Regions from separate parts of the Homo sapiens genome. Here region 2 is linked to region 1. A link is a loop called in an ENCODE intact Hi-C map of the cell type or tissue named here. Cell type or tissue: CD4-positive, alpha-beta T cell. All regions are shown on one strand.

What was found. A loop is a pair of places that touch in the nucleus more often than their neighbours do. Peaks named below come from ENCODE experiments on the same cell type or tissue, not always from the same donor. Only the 100,000 strongest peaks of a DNase experiment are listed, where the experiment ranks them.
Region 2: it touches region 1 in a loop (1.8-fold over the local background); 6 of 110 quality-filtered maps call a loop at or near these places.

The regions. Positions count from the first base shown.
Region 1 is chr2:181,175,331-181,183,330 of GRCh38, reverse strand. All of the region lies in intron 1 of LINC01934 (long intergenic non-protein coding RNA 1934), which reads right to left. Among named protein-coding and RNA genes, the nearest start is that of LINC01934, 55 kb to the right of the region's middle. In CD4-positive, alpha-beta T cell, a CTCF peak has its summit at 4,303; a DNase peak (open chromatin) is centred at 4,340.
Region 2 is chr2:181,119,315-181,127,314 of GRCh38, reverse strand. LINC01934 (long intergenic non-protein coding RNA 1934) reads right to left here and starts at 3,478. Exons shown (of 5, transcript NR_130784.1): 1 at 3,335-3,478. RefSeq lists an enhancer at 3,112-3,211. In CD4-positive, alpha-beta T cell, no CTCF peak of the experiment used is centred here; DNase peaks (open chromatin) are centred at 634, 2,564 and 3,374; H3K4me3 peaks cover 3,218 bases; H3K27ac peaks cover 3,773 bases.

The DNA of each region.
Region 1 (8,000 bases):
GGGAATTCCCAGGATTCCCTCAGAAAACCTCCTAAGGATAACTCTTAGACCATAAGTAACTCATGACTGGCTGATATGACACCAGTGTCAATTCTTTTCTAACAGTAGTCAATTTTTTCATAAATACAAGTTATACGTTTTTAAAGATGAATACTGGTGAGCATCTGCCTTTCAATATTTCCTCAGGTCCTCTATGAATCTATTCTGTATAGTGATCTTAGGACTGCACTTCCAGCATCAGCAAACAATACACTATTGAAGCGAGAGCCTGTATTTTTAGGGAGAGCCTATAGTCATTGCTGATTTATGATTCTATATTTTTATTGATTTCTGTAAAAACAGCATCCTTCAAAATATAGATATTTAGGTCCTATTATATCTATAGATAATTTTCCATCAAAAGATAAAACAATCTACTGGAATATGGGGAATGTAAAAGAGCAGTCTAGAAAAAGTTTACATAAAGTATACTTAAAACTAGGTAAAAAGTATTTGCATATTTTGGTGTAAACCTGAAAGAAATCAGAAGACATCAAATTAATGATTATGTATTAGGTGGCTGGGAAATGGGTATTTTTATTTTAAAATCCCTGAATCTTTTAATTATTTTATTTTATTTTATTATTATTATACTTTAAGTTTTAGGGTACATGTGCACAATGTGCAGGTTAGTTACATATGTATACATGTGCCATGCTGGTGTGCTGCACCCATTAACTCGTCATTTAGCATTAGGTATATCTCCTAAAGCTATCCCTTCCCCCTCCTCCCACCCCACAACAGTCCTCAGAGTGTGATGTTCCCCTTCCTGTATCCATGTGTTCTCATTGTTCAATTCCCACCTATGAGTGAGAATATGCGGTGTTTGGTTTTTTGTTCTTGTGATAGTTTACTGAGAATGATGATTTCCAATTTCATCCATGTCCCTACAAAGGACATGAACTCATCATTTTTTATGGCTGCATAGTATTCCATGGTGTATATGTGTCACATTTTCTTAATCCAGTCTATCATTGTTGGACATTTGGGTTGGTTCCAAGTCTTTGCTATTGTGAATAGTGCCGCAATAAACATACGTGTGCATGTGTCTTTATAGCAGCATGATTTATAGTCCTTTGGGTATATATCCAGTAATGGGATGGCTGGGTCAAATGGTATTTCTAGTTCTAGATCCCTGAGGAATCACCACACTGACTTCCACAATGGTTGAACTAGTTTACAGTCCCTCCAACAGTGTAAAAGTGTTCCTATTTCTCCACATCCTCTCCAGCACCTGTTGTTTCCTGACTTTTTAATGATTGCCATTCTAACTGGTGTGAGATGGTATCTCATTGTGGTTTTGATTTGCATTTCTCTGATGGCCAGTGATGGTGAGCATTTTTTCATGTGTTTTTTGGCTGCATAAATGTCTTCTTTTGAGAAGTGTCTGTTCATGTCCTTTGCCCACTTTTTGATGGGGTTGTTTGTTTTTTTCTTGTAAATTTGTTTGAGTTCTTTGTAGATTCTGGATGTTAGCCCTTTGTCAGATGAGTAGGTTGCAAAAATTTTCTCCCGTTTTGTAGGTTGCCTGTTCACTCTGATGGTAGTTTCTTTTGCTGTGCAGAAGCTCTTTAGTTTAATTAGATCCCATTTGTCAATTTTGGCTTTTGTTGCCATTGCTTTTGGTGTTTTAGACATGAAGTCCTTGCCCATGCCTATGTCCTGAATGGTAATGCCTAGGTTTTCTTCTAGGGTTTTTATGGTTTTAGGTCTAATGTTTAAGTCTTTAATCCATTTTGAAGCAAAGTCTCAGGATACAAAATCAATGTACAAAAATCACAAGCATTCTTATACAACAATAACAGACAAACAGAGAGCCAAATCATGAGTGAACTCCCATTCACAATTGCTTCAAAGAGAATAAAATACCTAGGAATCCAACTCACAAGGGATGTGAAAGACCTCTTCAAGGAGAACTACAAACCACTGCTCAGTGAAATAAAAGAGGATACAAACAAATGGAAGAGCATTCCATGCTCATGGGTAGGAAGAATCAATATCGTGAAAATGGCCATACTGCCCAAGGTAATTTATAGATTCAGTGCCATCCTCATCAAGCTACCAATGACTTTCTTCACAGAATTGGAAAAAACTACTTTAAAGTTCATATGGCACCAAAAAAGAGCCCGCATCGCCAAGTCAATCCTAAGCCAAAAGAACAAAGCTGGAGGCATCACGCTACCTGACTTCAAACTATACTACAAGGCTACAGTAACCAAAACAGCATAGTACTGGTACCAAAACAGCACAGTACTGGTACCAAAACAGAGATATAGATCAATGGAACAGAACAGAGCCCTCAGAAATAACGCCGCATATCTACAACTATCTGATCTTTGACAAACCTGAGAAAAACAAGCAATGGGGAAAGGATTCCCTATTTAATAAGTGGTGCTGGGAAAACTGGCTAGCCATATGTAGAAAGCTGAAACTGGATCCCTTCCTTACACCTTATCTTTTAATAATTTTAATGCTAAATGTTTGTAATGGTCCCTTAATGTTTATTATGCCAGATATAAACAGAACTACAATTCTGCTCATTAGAATATAGCTTAGGGCATGTCCTGGCTACAGTAAAATTTCTTAAACTATAATTAAAGACCTCGGCCTAGTGAATGAGTGGAACAAAAGCATGACTTTCTATAAAGGCTTTTTTACAATTAAAAGTTGAGGGACTAACTACCGGGATGTGTTTAAATTTAAGTAGCAAGATGGTGGTATGTCAAAGCATTTATCATTCATCAATAAAAATGTGCTCAGGCTAAATGCTTTTAAATATGCATGACTAAGTTCTCAATGTACTCTGTGGTCATTTACTTGCTGTGCAGAGGCCTACCTGATTGCCTGTTATCTGATCAGGAGCTCAGAACTTAATGTGGTATAGCAAAGAAAGTTCAGGCCCAAAACATCAACTCTGAATATTGAACAATATTTCATGGTATCAGAAAGAGGAATAAAAAGGGCCCTAAATGAGAAGAAGAATGAATAAATCTGTTGCCTTTTTATTGAGGAGGGAATAGGCACATCATCCTGGCTAGAATCAACTTTCTATATACCAGCTGATCTTCCTGTACAGTGATACTTTTCCTCCTTAAAAGTAGATTCCACATCACATTATGTGCCACGAAAGTGAGTTCTGACATATACAGTGCAATGGTATCTGGGCTATGGGGAGGAAGAAAGGGATTGGATGAACCCACCTACTTTTAATAAGCAGATGACCTACAGTTTTTAGGTGGAAACAAAAATGCTCAAACACAGAGAATCTTCCTTCCCAACTGTTGATAAGTTCAAAATCAGATTTGAGTTTCCTCTATATTTAGGTGTTATTTGCAGACAGTGGAGTTTCCAGAGGTGGTCTTGCCTCATGCATCTTATAGTGAGTAGGAGCATAAAAGTATAAACAGCAAATGTACAAGGCAGAGTTAAGCAATGGAGCACAAAAGAGATTACTCAGGAAATGTAAAAGGAAGTGGGATGCCTGGCAGAGAGGATTGAGAGGAGTTTTATGGAGGACATAGAATTTGAGGTAGCGGCCGGGCGCGGTGGCTCACGCCTGTAATCCCAGCACTTTGAGAGGCCAAGGCGGGCGTATTACAAGGTCAGGAGATTGAGACCATCCTGGCTAACACGGTGAAACCCTGTCTCTACTGAAAATACAAAAAAAATTAGCCGAGCGTGGTGGCGGGTGCCTGTAGTCCCACCTACTCAGGAGGCTGAGGCAGGAGAATGGCGTGAACCTGGAGGAGGCAGAGCTTGCAGTGAGCCGAGATCATGCCACTGGACTCCAGCCTGGGTGACAGATCGAGACTCCGTCTCAAAAAAAAAAAAAAAAAGAATTTGAGGTCGATTGTGATGGTAGGTTAAGTTTTCAATAAACTGGATGTAAATAAGGCTTTCCTGGGGATAAGAACTATAAGAACAAAGGCAAAGAGGCAAGACCATGGAAGTCATGATAGGAGAAAGGTGGAGCATGGAACATAAAGCCTATATACAGGGAGTAAGAGACACCTACTACAATACCTAGGGAGTAAATGTCAGACCAGAGCTGAATTGAGCAAATTGATGATTTGTTTGACCTGCTCAGTATTTAGTTTCCTAACTATAATAAGAAGGAGAGAATGAGCAAGAGAAAGAAAGTGGGTGTTTAACAACCAGTATTTAAATATTGGGAGATTACACATACAACTCTAAATGTTTGGCTTCTCGAAAAATCTAAAATTCTGATAGCAATGCTGGGTTTGCATCCCCACATGTCAGTAATCAATGAATTTGAGCAGAAGTAGACCCCTGCAGGTCAGGGAAGGTACTGTGTTGAAGGCCACAGTCCCTAACACTTCCTATTACCTCTGCAAATGTCCGTTGCCTTCTATTTTTATGACTAGGCTGAGTTTTTGTTGTTGTTTTGTAATAAAGATAAACATTTTTCATAAATCTTGCTTCAACAATTCTTAGGTAACTGATTTCAGCAGGTATTTGAGCTTTCTGACCTCCACCGTAAAGGAAAATCAGAAGATATTGAACACCAGCTGGAAGCATTTGTTCTTCATCTGGTAGCTAATGACAAAGCTTTGAAATATTTTGAGGATTTAAGTAACTGATTTAAGACAAGTTTTAAGAAGCATAATCTGAAAAATAGATTTCAAACAAGAATTTTAGTTTCAATTTGCCATTTAGCCAATTACTTCTGCACCTTGTCACATAAGTATGCCTTAGCAAGAATGTCACTAAATCACCCCAGTCCTCTGTTTACTTGATAAGAAAAAGAGGTGAGCAATTTGTAATAAATGACCTCTAACTCTGAGAACTTTCTAGGTCTGACAATTTCTGACCATCTCTATATGTGGATTCTGCAATAGGTATTGTGTTCATGTCACATTCTTTTTTTACACTCCTTTAAATTGTGTGTTTGGAATGAGTAAAAGAGTCTCAACTGCCTTCACAGAAGAACTTGATTTCTGTTAATCTCCCCCAGTGCTAGGTTTCAGAATGACTGCTAAAAATGGAGCCATCAGGTGAAGACAATTTTCCAAGGCTGCTCATTATGTGTGAGTCTAGAGGTTGCCTCCTAAGAACAAGATATACTTTTGAAAAATTTCTAACTAGCCAAAAGAATCACAAAGGGTACCTTTCAGCTGCTTCTTGTACACAGTATAGTTTAAGCCCTTGGCCTTCTCCTTAGTTCCTCAACAGAAGCCAGCATCAACCTGGATTTTGCTATGTTTGTCAGAATTTTCTTATTCAAGCAAGAGCCGGGGCATAAAGTTTCTCCAAAACAGAACCCCAAAGTCCCTTAAATTAGGATATATAATCTGTTTTTGTGGTTCAGTTATAGTTATTGACCAAAACCTTGTTAAAGAGAGGGCAGCACAGGTTGCAGGGCCTGGTCTCTAGCTCCTTTACACATGGTTAGATTCAGCTTGAACAGATTTACACAAAAAACAAAATCATCAGAACTTGTTTTCCCAGGGATACATTGATTGCTGTTTTGAACTTAATTCTTATTCTCTTAGTATACTGAAAAGTGGCTTGTGGTAAGAAAAAAATGGATATTTGTCAACAATATTTTTATAATTTTAAAGTTGAGGAGTTGAAAATATATTTTGAAATATTTAAACTAAACAAGTTAAATTTTGACTAATTTTAGAATATACATTCATAGGACAAAGCTCTATTCTCTTTGGCTCCCACCACAAAAATGTTCACAATCCACAATGTTCCAAAACAAAACCATTCAATATCAGACTCAGAAATCTGCTCTGCTGGCTGGATCTGACTGCTAAAACAGAAACATCTTCAATACATAAAATATTTTATTGATTTGAGATGGGCAAGAACCCCTTACAGATATTACAAAGCATGCCAAATTGATTTCAGGTAATTAAGATCATAGTAAGAAATACATCCAGAATATCAATATTTTACAAGAAGGAGGCGTATTATTTCTGACAAATTTATGACATGTACTTTTAACAAGTTCTAATATTTCTTCCTTGAATAAAATGTTCACAGTGAAATTGGATAATAAGAATTATACTCTGGGTCACAAAGTACTTGTGAGATTTTTTGGAGTAGCATCTAAAAATATTAATGCTACTAAATACTCCCTTCCAGGTTACAGACCTCTAAATTTAATACACTAATCAAACAAAGCTGTTTGGAGGCACCCTGATTTCTCTTGCTTCTGTGGCTTATTATACTCATTATCTCACTTCAATCAGGTTTTGGATGACTTGTTTCTATTCTAGGTAATGCCTGTATAAGAATGGTTTAATCATACTAATAACGGTTGGCTTGATTCTCCCATCCTATTCCCATGTAACTTCCCTAAAGTCAAAAATCCCTTTCAAAGTGTCTTAACCTTGAGAATTCATGTGTTGCCCATATGGGAATATTTGTACATCTTTAAGATGATTACTTCTTTGTTGCTATTATTATCTTCTTCTCAAAACAAATATAATAAACAGTGCATGTCATGCCCATATTTTTCAGAGAAGGAATCTCCAGAAAGTACTTAATGGTCCAACTGGAAAATGTAACAATACAGTGTTTCCTGGTTTTTCAATTTACTACAGGTGAGTAATCTCTGAAACACCCAAGACAGTGAACAGATTGAATCAGTTTTAACAATTTGAATCTTGAATGATTTCCAGCGTGCTTGTATCCAAGCTGTTTTTGCCTTTCTTTAACTAATACTTCAAATAAAGATTAAATACTTTTTCTTTGAAAGTTAGCTGAAACTACTGGAAAATTGTGTGCTTTAGAAAACTATATTCATTATAAAATGACTGGGCATTGTAATTACACTGATATTTTAATTGATGTTGCCATAAATTTGGGGGTAGGGATTTTCTCTTTAAATTCTTCTTTGGTATGCTGATATTCTCTAAAAAAGACATAATTCCAATCAATTCAGACATTTCACATTACTGGAACATTTAATTATATAAGTATTATAACGGGGCTTTGGAAAAAAGTTGCAGACTTTCAACACTGGATATACTGAGGTATTTTCCAATCTTCCAAATAGGCCTTAGAATTCTAGTTTGGAATAAAGTCCTCCACCAGCACGTTACAACTACTCTAAATTTAGCACCGACCACTATATTAAGCTGAATTTGCCATCAACAGAAATAAAGGCAGAAAAAGTAAAAATATATATGGTTTTGAAAGATGGTGTATGTTCTAATAAATTATATTGCATCTAATGAAAGTAATCAAAGTATAAAGTTTGAACAACTGGGATGAAATTTCTAAAATTTGATTTCAGTATATCTGAATTTTTTTTTTTTTTTTTTTTTTTGAGATGGAGTCTCGTTGTGTTGCCCAGGCTGGAGTGCAGTAGCGTGATCTCGGCTCACTGCAAGCTCTGCCTCCCGGGTTCACGCCATTCTCCTGCCTCAGTCTCCAGAGTAGCTGGGACTACAGGCACCCTCCAGCAAGCCTGGCTAATTTTTTTGTATTTTTAGTAGAGATGGGGTTTCACCGTGTTGGCCAGGATGGTCTTGATCTCCTGACCTCATGATCCACCTGCCTCAGCCTCCCAAAGTGCTGGGATTACAGGTGTGAGCCACCGCGCCTGGCCTGAAAATTTTTTTTTTTAAAGTACATTTAGATGTCTTAAAAATTTGCTTTGGATTCCCATTGTTAATGAACACAGCCAAAATCACCTTTTACTTCTTTAAAAACAGCAAATGCTAAGGAGAAAGATTACTGATTCTGAACCTAAAAGAAGAACACATTAGCAATCATGCCTGGCAGATTCATCACAGAATATGAAAAAAAATGAACTTTTTATGATCATCTTATGTCAAGGAAAACCTTTCACTTGAGCCATCTCATTCTACCACATGCATAGAAAACGCTTACTGTCATAATCACAAGGGTCACTGAACACTGAAACCACATCAGGAGGTAAAATGAGCACAGACTTTGTAAGCTTTGTAAGCTGATAAGTCCTG
Region 2 (8,000 bases), 56 kb after region 1:
ATAAGGATATAAGTAACACACTTGTGAATTAGCAAAACTTTTGTATCTTCTCAAATGAAAATCACTACAAAATCTTTATCTTGTCTCAGCTTGAGTTTAGAACTAACATTCCTAAATTATTCTGTTTAAAGTAAGAACAGATAGGTGCCTGAATATTGCAATCCAATGTTAATGAAAAAAGTACACACCCTTCCAGCTCCTCCTTAGAGCTGGTGGAAAATACAATCAAACTAACGAACATAAATTTTCAAATGACTGAAAGCCATGATAAATGGGATATAGTCTTACTCTAAAATATGGGGTTTCTCATCATTAATTATATTCTTAATTATCAAATCTAATATTTTGCTTCTGCCTTCTTGCATTTCTAAGACAGTGCCACTTTATTTTCAAAACATTTACTGTTTCTAACTTGAGAATGTTTCCGTAACTTTCTATCGGGGGCTGTGCAGAGTTCTCTTTATGTATGTGAAGCACATTATCGTTGAATAAATATCATTATTCTCCCAATCACACTTCCCCAGCTCAGTAGTTTTATGGGCCCCAGTGAACCACAAAAGCCTAAATTGTCTAGAATCAATTTCATAGTTTTTCCTCAAAACCCCCCAAAAAGTGATCAGCAACAGCTGTAAGAACATCAAGGACTCATTGCATGAGAAACACGAGCAAAACACATCAGTAAGAGACAAATGCCTTTTTTCAAGGAATGCAAAGAGGTTCTAAGTAGTAGTCAAAGACAAGACAAGTTGACTGCCTGGAACTTGTACTTCAGCATGGAAGCACTGAGCACCAACACGGAATTCCGAAGGAGAGTAATTAAGGGAGGCCAAGACAGCAACCATGGGTCAGAGTTTGACACTAAGTCACAGTGTGGGTGGCAAGGGGAGAAAGATATGACTGAAGTTGCTCTGAAGTGTATTTAGCAAAAGCAAGTGAAGCTGTATCCCAAATTGGCAATCATTTTACATATTTCAGCCAACTTTGAGCCCTCTAGTCTCCGTTTCCATACCCTGTTCAACAAAATCACACTGCACAATTTCCCTACAAAGCTAATGCTTATGACCTGGTGAATATCCTACTATATGAATCATTCTTATGTGATGATAGATAGATTAAATAGATGGATAGATACATATATATGTAGATCACTGCTCAGGGTCCTATTATACAAACTTTTCTGCACCTCCACTTCTTCCTTAATAATAAACTTTGAAACTCCCTGGATGACATTGATCTAATTCTATTCTTCTTGATGACTTCATCATATTATTGATATGCCACAATTTATCTAACCATTCTCTTACCAAAGGATATTCTATTTGCTTTATCTTTTCGTTCATTTGCTACCACAAATTATTCATGCAACAAGTCTTAATACACTCTATGCGCCTGTTCAACTCCAGGAATAGAGCAATGAACAAAACAAAGTTCCCACTTTCCTAAAGAATCCATTCTAGTGGAGGGGACAGGCACTAATTTAATATGTAACATAATGTTATATTTTTATGAAGCTAAACAAGGGGATACAAAGTTACAGGAAATTTCTTATTACTTTAAATGGGGTAGCCAGGGAAGAGCTCTCTGAGGAGGTATTTGATCAGAAACCTGAATGACTTGAGGGAGTAAGCCATGAGGCCTGTTAAGAGAGGAGCAATCCAGTCAGAAGGAACAGCAAGCAGCAAGCACCCGAGTTCTGAGGGAGAGATACTCAGCGAGACTGGGAACACTTGTGAATGCCACTACAGTAAATGCAGAGTGACAGAAGGGCAGGAAAAGGGACCAGACATATATCTTGCCCAAGGTCCAGGTGATGCAGTGCCTGGTAGGCTATAGAAGGAACTTCAGCAAATGCCACAATAAATATCCACATATATTGCTAGATTCATCTCCAAAAAGGCTATCAGAACTCACATTTCTATGAGCAGTCTACAAACATAGGCAGCCAGGTTCCAAAGTCTATGCAGCAGCTGTTTGTCAGCCGTTTCAGTTTGCTTTTAAAAAACATTTATCTATAACTTGAAAAAGTATTAGGAGAGTGAAATATCTGTATATAAAAGCTACACAAATGCAAATATTCTTGTTAGTTTATCACATCTGTCAAACCCAGAAAGCTCTGTATATTAGACCCATCAGTGGGAAACCAGACAGTTTCACAGTGAAAAAAAATCTCCATCTGAGAAAAATAAAATAAAATTCTGGTATAATCTCTGGTCCAGTTACCTCTGGAGAAATAGTTGACAGGACTAGAACTGGGGACTACAAATTGGCAGTGGCCACACACAGCTATAGGACAGAATAAGTTGCTAAGAGGCCTAACATGTATCATCATGAGATAGAATTTTCTAGGTTGGAAGGAAATGGTCTTTTTAATATGCCAAAATGTTGACTTTCAACTATAATCATAATAAAGCAATTTATATCAATAAAAATACATAAAATGGGTAAAAATAAAAGCTAAAGGAACTTGTTTTAGTTATTATTGTCCAATCTTTTCTTAAAACCTCTGGTTTCATCTTCTTCCACTGACATCTTACATTCTGTGAAGGAGGAAGTAGGGGGGATGGAAACGGCTTTAAAGAAGCACAAAAGGCCTGAAGGTCAATAGGGAGGCAAATACTCAAAGAATGAGAACCGCAGATATCTAATAAAGTCTATGTTGCCTTTTCATGCAAAAGGCATAAGGAATGCTTAATCATCTAATATTTACAATGTAGGAAAAAGCTATTTCACGTTGAAATTTGTAGCATTTTTGGGTGATTATGAAACCCTCATTTAAAATAGCCATGTATCCTCTATTTAGCAAACCAAGACTACAAGAAATCTTAGACATGATATTAATACCCCAAAGTTTAAAACTCCAGATGTGAAGAAAAGCCAGAGAATGCCTGCTGTGTAATAAGGCCTATATCTCTTTGGAATCATGGATTTAATTAAGTTTCAATTTGCATCTTGGGCAAAAAGATAGACTGTTAGAATGAAACAAAAAGAAAGAGGGAAAAAGCCTTCTAAAAAACAAAGTGTCAATAAAATTTTAGTTATATTCTCTAGCCATCATTTGGCTTTTAAAATTCTGATAACATTCCCTCAAAAAACAAAGCATTTCCTTTTGTCTAGACAACATAACCTGCTTCTGTCTCAGATAGGCCACTTGGGAACCCAGGATCTGACTCATTTCCCTCACACCATATATGATTCCATATAAAACAGGGCTATATGTCCCTTCCACAGCCCAAATAGGGATCCCCAAAAGGCGGTGCTTCCTATCATTCTTGGGCCAATGTTTTCACCAAGTTCTGTTTGAAAATGTATTTGTTCCTGTTTTCTTTGCACTTACCTTGTGAGGTCTCATCTCCATGACATCTGACAGTGGCTTTGGGTGTTGCCTAAAGAGAAAGCAGCAAGCAACAGTTACAGAGGTGGTTTCCTGTGGAGCAGGCAACTTAACACAGCTAAGTTCAGGTCATTCTCTGAATACTAAAACTGAGAAGTCAACGATAGTGTAATATCAGATAGCTAAATGTTTTCACTATACCCACACATGTAGTAAAGAATTTAGGCTGCTGAATTTTCTTTAACTACAGGGTTCTGCTTTTCAAAAAAAATGTTTTCAACTTACAAAGACTTTTATAACAGACTGCCTTTTTGAGAAAGGAAAGCCTTCTTTCTTTATATTATCCAGGAACCATTATACGCATCCCATAGAATGTATTGCTGATACTTCTTAGAAGTATCTTCAGAAAAGGGTCTTATCTTATATTTATTATCTTATATTTATTTATATATTTATTATATTATATTATATGTTATATATAAATATATTATATATTTATATAATTATATATTATATATTTATATATAAATAAATATATTATATTATATATTATATAAATATTTATATTTATATATAATGTATATAATATTATTATATATTATATATATTTATTATATATATAATTAATATATAATAAAATTATATATTATATATATTTATTATATATATAATTAATATATAATAAAATTATATATTATATATAAATATATTATATATTTATATAATTATAAATTATATATTATATATAAATAAATATATTATATTATATATTATATATAAATAAATATTTGTATTTATTTATATATAATATATAAAATATTTATATATTATAAATAAATATAAGATATAAAATACCAGTAAAATGTGTTCCTAGGAGTTGAATATATGCATGCATATGGCATTTGCTTGTTTGTTCATTGATTCATTTATTCATTCAATGAATTTACTGAACATATATTGAGTTTCTCTTTTTTGTGCCCTGAGGATATAACCACAAATAAGACATAATCTCTGTCCTCAATAAGTTCATAAAATCTTATGATTTTATGGGAAATCACAAGATGGGAAAAGAAAACTGGACAAATAATTATGAATATTATGTGAGAATTACAACAATAGGAATTTATATAGAATACATTGGGCCTCAAGTGGGGAAACGGGCATTCTAATTAGCGTAAAAGAGCTGATCAAAGGAGTTGATTCTTGAACTGTGGTAAAGAATATTGTGTGGTCATTTTTCATGCAAGGAAGTGCATTCCCAGCTGGGAGTCTAGCATATTCAAAGATCCAGAGGCACAAAACAATATAGCACTTTCTGGTAACTGTAGCTAGTTCTATATTGATAGAGTGTAGAGGACTCTAAAAAGGAATAAGACTGAGATATTAGCAAAATGATTTTTAACATCAGGAGGCATTTCTTTCAGAGAACAAAAATAAATAACAAGTATATCCATGAAATACTTCTTGAGAAATATTTTGGTTAAAGATTGAACACTTTGAAGAACAATTAAGTATGAAGCACTTCAATACTTTGGCTCATGTCTGAAAAATACATAGATATTGCATATTTTCACAATGGCAAATATTCAGACTAAGTGCTAACACATGAAGCTGAACTAGATTATAAAATACTAATCTCTTTTGAGGAAACTATATTTTTATGTATCAGAATGGCTTAGAGCCAATAGAAAATTACAGCCTGTATAATAGTGTCTGGCACAGAGTAGGCTCTCAACAAATAGGTGTTGATGGAAATACCACATTGAGGCAGCTTTTGGCAAACAAAGAAATGCTTTGGGCACCAACCCAGGCTCTCCAGCTTAAAACTGTTACTGCTCCTTCTGCAATTAGAGACTTTTTCCCTTGTGATTCATAGAGTTGCATTCATTATATCTCTTTTTGGTCTCTGCTCCTAACTAACCTTCCTCCTAGCTCACACCTACCTAGAGATACCTGAAAATGTTTTCTCTAGGTATGTCTGGGCAGGTTCGAAGGATATAGCTATTATATCATTGGCCTTGGACATACAAACCAAAGAGGCACAGTTGCAGTTGCCAATATTGGTGGCAATTCAAAATGCTCAAATAAAAGGGGAAAAGCAAGAGATCCATGGACAACCACAATAAGAGAAGCAGAGCATCTCCCCCTTATTCTACCTTCTACCATTTGGGTGCATCCAGTTGGGGTAGAGGAGCTATGACAGGGAAAGAGAGAAAAGGGTAACTAAAGAACAGGTATGCTTAGCAGAAGGGGATCTAAGGTACCAATACAAAGTCTTGGGTCAGACCCAAATACCATTTCCAAATGCAAAATGCCCCTCAAGACTCACTGATTTCTCTACCTAGTGCATCACTTCCCAGTATATCACCAACCACTCCAGCTTCCTTCTGGTCCTCTGAAAAGGTTTCTCCTTTTTGTTCTGCAGCTGCTTCACTACTCTATTTTCATCAAAATTGAATCCAAGCACTTAGAAATCATGTGCTGGGTGGGACTTTAGATACTAAATTCAAACCTTTTGTTTCACATTTCAAGAAGCATTAGATAAGAGAAGTTGATCATTTTATTCAAAATTGTATTTCTGGTATGTTAAAGAGATGAACCTCTGTATCCTGACAACTCCTCCGTCCCCAAGTCCAAGGCCATTTTGACTATATCAGGCTATTTCTGCCTCTACTCAACTGGTTAGAAAATTAGTGCGGCTTACTACAGGTTTCACACATGAAACCTGTACTTCTCCCTCTCATTGACTCTTTCCAATAAATCACCAATTGGTATTGAGTTCTTTTTTTCCCATGTTCTGTACTTTTGTTTCATTTTCATCCACACTTAATCAAATAGTTTAGATCCCAGCCTCAGTGATCCTGCCTTTCCACGGGCCATCAGTCAATCTCAATTCTACCATATAGCATTCTTTCCCTCCTCTGAGCTTGTGTTAGCTCATCTGATTCATTTATTTTGCAAGCATGTATTTACCTTCTTGATTAAACTCTTGAATTGAAGAAGACTTGTATCTTCTCACCAAAAACATAATCTTCTTGAGGATAAAAACCACATTTTATTGGTTTCTATATTTACCCATCAACTGGGATCATGCACAAAGGAGAGAAATTCAAGAAATATTTGCACAATGAGTAGACTCTGGTAACAATGGATGCTTTAATGAAAGAAAGTTGTAATGAAAGATAAGCATTGCTTGTCACAGGGCCTTCAACTATAACTGTCTTGCTATATGGCTACCTTGTACCTTACCAACAAGTAAAACAGGCCAGGCAAAGGCGTGGATATTCTTTGGCCCTAACCTGTGCTTATGAATTAAATGAAGAGGGAGGAGAAAGAGTTGTTATTCAGCTTGTTCAGTTTAGAATGATATGCTCAATTTAATCATATCTAAAGTTCCATCCAGCTCCTAAGTTCTAAGTGCTATGATCTACATTGATACTCAGAATTTGAATCACTTAGATTTACAGTTTTTCAAATAGTTGTCCTAGAAACCCATAGTAAATCTAAGTAAATAACTTCATCCTTCAGCCCCTTACTTGATGAACCTTTGTCTTATTTCTGAGAAAATATAGGAGGATGTGCTCTAATCTGTGGGTATTCAGTTTATTCATTTTATGTCAAGACCAGAGGTCTGAAACCAAATGTGTTCCAGAAAATTCATTTAAAATTCAGAATGTTTTCCCTTATTAACAATATACTACATGGAGAATAGGACCTAAAATAGAATTCGTTCTATTGTTGAAGTACAGTATAGGTAAAATAAATTTTACTAGTAAAACTGAGGAATATATCTACTCATTTCATTTTTATGTATAGAAATTTGCATATAAAATTCCAGAATGCTGAATTCAAGTAAATATTTGGAACAAAATCTGTTCATAATCTAGGGACATATCTGTTTATACACTACTTACATTTTATCTAGTGAAATCTTATTTTTCTAAATAGAATGGTTATATATTCGCGTGTATTTATAGTCTCATCTTGATCATATGAAGGAAGAAAGCTTGATTAGCATTAATTTGCAATTACTTTGCAAAATCTCTTTTACTTCATCAGGAAGAAATCGACCATCACAGAGCACTTACTACATGTTACTGCTCAACACAAATTTCACGTCTATATATGAACATTTTAAACCTTAAAACTTTAAACCAAGCTTGTCCTATGCACACCCAACACAAATTCGTAAACTTTCTTAAAACATTAGGATATCTTTTTTCGTGATTTTTTTTTTAAGCTCATGGGCTATTGTTAGTGTTAGTGCATTTCATGTGTGGCCCAAGACAATTCTTCTTCCAGTGTGGCCCAGGGAAGCCAAAAGATTGCACACCCTTGCTTTAAATCTTCTTTACAATTTGAGATTTAGTAATTTATATTCATTTTGAGTTGAAGCAAAACTTGATCACTTAGTTTGGTTCAATTTAAATTACCTCAGCTGTAAACAAATAATACTACAGAGTACTGCAGAGGGTGTTTTTCTTTTTAAAAATAGTATCTTGCTCTTATTTACAATTGCATCTTACCTAAAAAGATGACTTGCATATGTTTTACACACATCTCTCTATGTAGAAGTGCAGCAAAAAAGATTTTATTCTAACAAACTTATTAACTACCAATTACATGTAGGAACATGTACCACTCTAATATCAAAGAACCAGTTGAGTTT